Linked DNA regions of Homo sapiens: region 1 is linked to region 2. The links are chromatin loops, found by intact Hi-C in ENCODE. Cell type or tissue: IMR-90. All regions are shown on one strand. Each heading gives the region's core, and the rest is flanking DNA. Links, peaks and the distances in the headings are about the cores only.

Region 1 (2,812 bases), core at 177-2,676, 160 kb after region 2:
AATTAGTTATTGAAATATCTATCTCAAGAAATTTGAAAAATAACCAGCAATTAAGCCCAAAACTGTAGAGCAACTGAATTATTAGTAATAGTGAATGAGAGCAAATATTAATAAAATTAAAAAATATATATACAAAGTTTGCCAGGGCTGTTATAACAAAGTACCACAGACTGGGTGGCTTAAAGAAAGATAATTATTTTCTCCCTGTTCTGGAGGCTGGAAGTCCAAGATCAGCGTGCCAGCAGGGTTGATTTTTTTCTGAGGCCTCTCTCTTCAGCTTGTACTGGGCCATTTTCTTCCTATATCTTTATATGGTTTTCCCTCTGTCTCTGCCTGTGTTCAAATTTCCTCTTCTTACAAGGACACCAGTCATATTGGATTAGGGCTCACCTCTGCCTCAGTTACCTCTTTAAAGGTACTACCTACAAGTACTATCACATTCTGAGGTACCAGGGGTTAGGACTTCAACATATACATTTTGCGTGAAACAAAATTCAGCCCACAAAATACAGAAAAGAGGTTTAACACATAGGCACGTGTCTAGTGATGCCGACTAAGAAAAGAAGCCACACATGACCAAAAGGAATGAATGCAAAGGTTGCCACCGTACTACAAAAAGATGTTAAAATTATAACGCAAAGATACTCTGATGAAATTTTTGCCAGTAATTTTGAAACTTTTCAAGCAATGGGCAAATTCCTAAAATCAATGGTAGATTTTTTTTAAGCCAATTATAATTGACAGTACATTACCCCCAAATTTCAAGCTTTAATGTATATATGAGCATCACTAGAATTGTTAAAATAGAAATGTCTAGGCTCCACCTCCAGATATTTACTTTGTAGGTGTGGGTGAGCCCAGAATTCCCTTGTTTAATGTGCACCCAATGTGAATGTGATGGAGATGTTCACGCACATCCCAGAGAAACTGACTTTCCTGCCAGGCATTGTACTGCCTGTTTTCCAAGTCATATCTTATTTAGTCCTCACAACAATCCTCTGAAATAAGGACTATCATTATCCTCAATGTGCAGAGTAGGAAGCAGAGATTAAGAGAATTTCACTAATCTGACCAAGGCCCCATAGCATGTAAAAACTAGAATAGAACTTGATGACATACTAACTTTGTCAACTTTTTTCTGACAGGCTACGTATTTGACTTTCCAGCTTCATACAATATTTTGTTTTAGTACAGCAGGAAAAAAAAATGGATAATCGAAACTTACGTATACCAAAAAATGAAATCCCAATATTATATATTGAATTTAGAAAGATTATATTGTTTCTTTTTGTGTTAAATTGCGTTAATTTTCTGTCAAATGAGGACTCACTTAACCCATTTTTTTGTTGTTGTTATTCAAAGTTCAATCCCTGAGCACCCTTGCCTTTTCCTCTAGGCTGAATTGAAAGCTGGCAGAAGTGATTTAGTCACAGGAGCTGGCAGAGGAAAAGGGGTCATCTTATCTCATTTGTATGCGCCTGTATGCCAATAAAGTTCCTTGTCCCTGCTTTCCTGTGCCATGTCAGTTTCTGCTTCCAGATAATATCTGGGGTCCAGCCTGTAACTAAGGAAAAGTTGAGCACCCTCTCCATGCCACACTCAGTTTTGAGAAAATTGAGGCTCTTTACTTTCTTAAATCTCTCTGGCTTCCAATAACATTGTCTGCTACTTGTCCTATGCCTTTCGTTAAACCCAACAGGGAAAATCACATTCTAGTCTTCTTTTGAAGAAACCTCCAATTTATACAGGATGATATAAGCACGTGTCACTACCCACTTGACCTCCCATGAAAAGAGGAAAGGCAAGGAAGGGATCTATTTCTTATTTTCCATAAAACTCTTCTTTTCAAGCCACTCTTTTCATCTTGTTGCACATACCTGGGAGCAGTAATTCTGGATTCAGTATTCTCCCCCATAAGCTTTTCTCCTTACATAGCTGTGAATACTTTCAAAATCTGCATCTTTATTCTTACTGTACAGAGGGCATGTTCCCAGGGCAAAAGAACCAGGATCGGTCCTTTGGTGCTTCAAGGTATTTCTTCACATATACATCTCCTTTATAACAGTACAGTTAGACATGAACAAATGGATCATTTAGATTTGACATTGTGAGAAGAGAAGCACTACAAAACATCTTTTGCTTTCCTGAAGCATCTGTGGCAAAGTATAGGGAGAAATAAATATAGCTTTGACCTTTTTCTGGTGTAGTGTGTATTGAAGACCAAGTGAGAAAAGTGGTGGTTATAATTTGTATTTTTCAAATTTATAGGTGGTGTCTATATAAATCAAATAATAAAAGTAAAATGGTACAACACAATGGCAGGCAAAATTGCTACGGTCCATTCAAGACTTTGTGTTTCATCCATTAGTGTCATCTTATTTCTTCTAGAGGGGCTGCTTCCATAATCATTGCCTTTCAGCTTTCCCTGTAGATAATAACCTTTGCTGATTATATCAGCATTTGTAAATATGTGTTTCGTGGAACACAAGTCCCACAGGATATGAATACATGTTAGGTGCAGAAGGAGGCACCTAGGTCACGTGAGTTTGGGAAATGTTGGGTTATACAAAGTTAAACAGATTATTATAGGACTTCTCAACAGCTTTACTAATGTATATTGTGACTATCATACAGGGCTGGTATTTGTTTCCTAGGGCTATCATAACAAAGTACCAACAATTGGTTGGCTTAAAATAACAGTAATATATCATCTCATAGTTCTGGAGGCTAGAAGTTTGTAATCAGAGTACTGGCAGGGCCATCCCCTCTCTGGCTGCTCAACGGAAGAATCCTTTCTTGCTTTTTCTAGCTT
Region 2 (2,812 bases), core at 3-2,502:
TTTATCCCTGTCAGAACTTTAAAAGCCACAGAGCTTGTGGAGGGTCACCATTATGTCTAAGGACAGACCCTGTGCTCAGATGGGCGGACTGCGCTGTGAGGTCAGTGAGAGGTGCCCATCACCCAGGCATACCCCAGTGTGGGCAACTTTTCCCAGTGCTGAGGTTTCTGTTACTGTCAGACCCAAAGAATTTTGTTTATTTAAATAACTGTTCATACGATTTGGATTCTATTTATGTAAAACATAGATTCCCCCAAAGAAATTCAATAAATAAAGGACTTAGCCACTGAATCAAGGAAGCAGAACTCCAGTTTTTAACCTTCCAATGGGACTGGGGCTAGAGCCGACCCATTTCAATTTGTACTGCAATTGGTCTTCCAGGAGGCAGAGGGTAATGACCCCACAGACGGGTCCAGGACAGACTGTCTCTCTAGTCAACAGCGGCTCTCTGTGTGTCATTGGATGAGGCTGGAGCTGTAGCTGAATCCATAGCTGCTGGACCGCGACAACGGCTGCTGGGCCTCTTCACTCTGTTCTGGGGCGTAGCTGGGAAATGTCTGTGCACGAGACATCTTTGACGAACCAAACCCATGACCTAGAGAGGAAGAAAGGAGAGCTCTACTGAGAAACAGATTCAGAAGCACAAAAGATACACTATCTATCATCTATCTATTATCTATCTATCTATATTTTTAAGAACAATAAACAAGGCAGCAGCTTTCACATCCTCAATATTGAGCTCAAGATAAGTTGGTAAAAATTGAGCAATCTTGTTGCCTTGATCCTTGATGAATTAAAATGTATTCAGAGCTCAATATTTCCTCCAAATGTACTTTGCCAAAAATTCTGGATGCCAGAGAGCTAGGTAGATTTTCTAGGGAATCTGAAACTTCTGCTGTTCTTCAACTTTTGAAATAAAAGCAGAAAAGCTTTTCCCCAGAAAAAGCTGTTTTTAATGGAGAGCCTGTAAGCTGCTTTCTTTTCCTTTATGCTCAATTTCAGCATATAAAAGCAAATTACACACTTTCTTAAAATCTCTGGGAACAGGCAAGCTGTGCTTTACCCTAACCAGTAACCATGAATTATCAGAAAGAAAGCTTTTACAATGATAGAGATTCTGACTTATCCTAGCCGGTGTGTGAGTCACCGTCACTGAACTCACTTCATGATATGGTTAACCCAAACAATTAAGCTCGATGGCTACCAAAATGGCCAAAAGTTAAATTCCATACAAAATACATTTAAAGAAAATTCTGTCTATGCTTTTGGTTGTTCAGCTGCACCCCTGCATGAGAAATAGTCTATCGCAAACCGAAAACAGAAGTGATTACCGAAAACTTTTCAGAATGCTAACAATGTACAGAGAAACGCATGCATGCTAACTAAAGCTTCTGATGAACTTTCCAGTCGTTTCCTCATCTTTATTTGTTTTTTCCCCCTCATCCTTTTTAAGCCAGCAATTATTCTTCATACTTGAGAATGACTTGTATCTAATGGATGAGCTTAGAGGGAGAAGAAAAATAGATGTAGTAAGTCATGCTCTTTCAGAGTTTCTATTTTACCCAAAGGAGGGACTGTGCTGAGTCTGATTTGTGTGTCATCTGATCGCCTGGGCGAGGAACACAGAGAAGACAATCTGTTAACGCCGAGCACCGACCATCTCTGTGTCAGGCTCCGCAGGTGGCTCTGTCCTTGGCAATGTCACTCGCTTTCAGCCTGTTCTATTGCCAGGTGTGTTTGGCGACGTGGAAAATACTCTCTCACTGTGGGAAGCTTGGGATGCAGGGAGGAAACTCGGATGAACTGGGTGGTAAAAGGCTAATTAGAACGGAACCACTTAACCACTTAGCGGTAGAACCATTTAAATGTCAAAATACTGAGAGAAAAATCTTGCATTAAAAAAAAAGTTGTTTTAGATTCACTATGTCCTGGATTCTGTTGCTGTCCACGTCAAGGAAAGTGCACCAGGCTCAGCAAGAGGGGATCAAAGAGAAGAGGGGCTTTTCCCTCGCACCTCCTGCCCCACGCCCCTGGCTCTGCCACCGCCAGTCCTCTGAGCTTCCAGAACTTTCTGCCCCACGGCGCCTGGAGGCTCTACTAGTCCCTCCTTCCCCTCTCTCCCAGGGTCCTGCCCCGCACTCCTCCTCGCCTGGCCCGCAGGCCTGAGGGTGGTGATGCTTCCTGCTGTTGCGCATGTCTGCATTTTCTCATCGGTTCCCCCAGCTCTTGAAGCAGCCTCCTCATCAAATTCTTTTAATCTCAGCTGAGTGCATCTTCTTTCCTGCAAGACCCTGATGATATAGTGAAGGAAAAATGAAGCAGGGCAGAGGAGGGGAGGAGTTAAGAGAGTTAAAGGATGGGTTAAGGTAGTGATTACCAAAGAAGCTAGGAGAGGAGTTAGGGGCGGAACCAGGGGAGGGGCTAGGGAAGGAGTTAGGGGAGGGGCTAGGGAGAGACTAGGGAAGGAGTCATGGGATAGACCAGGGGAGGGGCTAGGGGAGGAGTTATGGGAGGAGCTAGGGAGAGACTAGGGGCAGGACCAGGGGAAGTGCTAGGGAGGAGTTAGGGGAGGGGTTAGGGAGAGACTAGGGGAGGGACTAGGGGATGAGTTAGGGAGAGACTGGGAGAGGAGCTAAGGAGATGAGGCTCGGGGAGAAGCTAGGGGAGGAGTTAGGGAGAGTGGGGAAGAGCTAGGGGGAGTCTAGGTGAGGGACAAGGGGAGCGACACAGGAGGGGATGGGGAGGAGCTAGAGGAGGAGTTAGGGAGAGACTAGGAGTGGAGCTAGGGAGAGACTAGGAGTGGAGCTAGGGG

Evidence for each region. Hi-C counts contacts between places; a loop is a spot of excess contacts. Peaks named below come from ENCODE experiments on the same cell type or tissue, not always from the same donor. Only the 100,000 strongest peaks of a DNase experiment are listed, where the experiment ranks them.
Region 1: a loop joins it to region 2, with 1.9 times the contacts of the local background. A loop is called at or near these places in 1 of 110 quality-filtered maps.

What each region holds. Positions count from the first base shown.
Region 1 is chr18:69,683,622-69,686,433 of GRCh38, reverse strand. The region is part of intron 4 of DOK6 (docking protein 6); the gene reads right to left. Among named protein-coding and RNA genes, the nearest start is that of CD226, 260 kb to the left of the region's middle. In IMR-90, for the core only: no CTCF peak of the experiment used is centred there; no DNase peak of the experiment used is centred there.
Region 2 is chr18:69,839,027-69,841,838 of GRCh38, reverse strand. DOK6 (docking protein 6) reads right to left here. Exons shown (of 8, transcript NM_152721.6): 8 at 1-595. The coding sequence ends at 456. Among named protein-coding and RNA genes, the nearest start is that of CD226, 110 kb to the left of the region's middle. RefSeq lists an enhancer at 2,113-2,614. In IMR-90, for the core only: no CTCF peak of the experiment used is centred there; a DNase peak (open chromatin) is centred at 1,138; H3K27ac peaks cover 1,017 bases.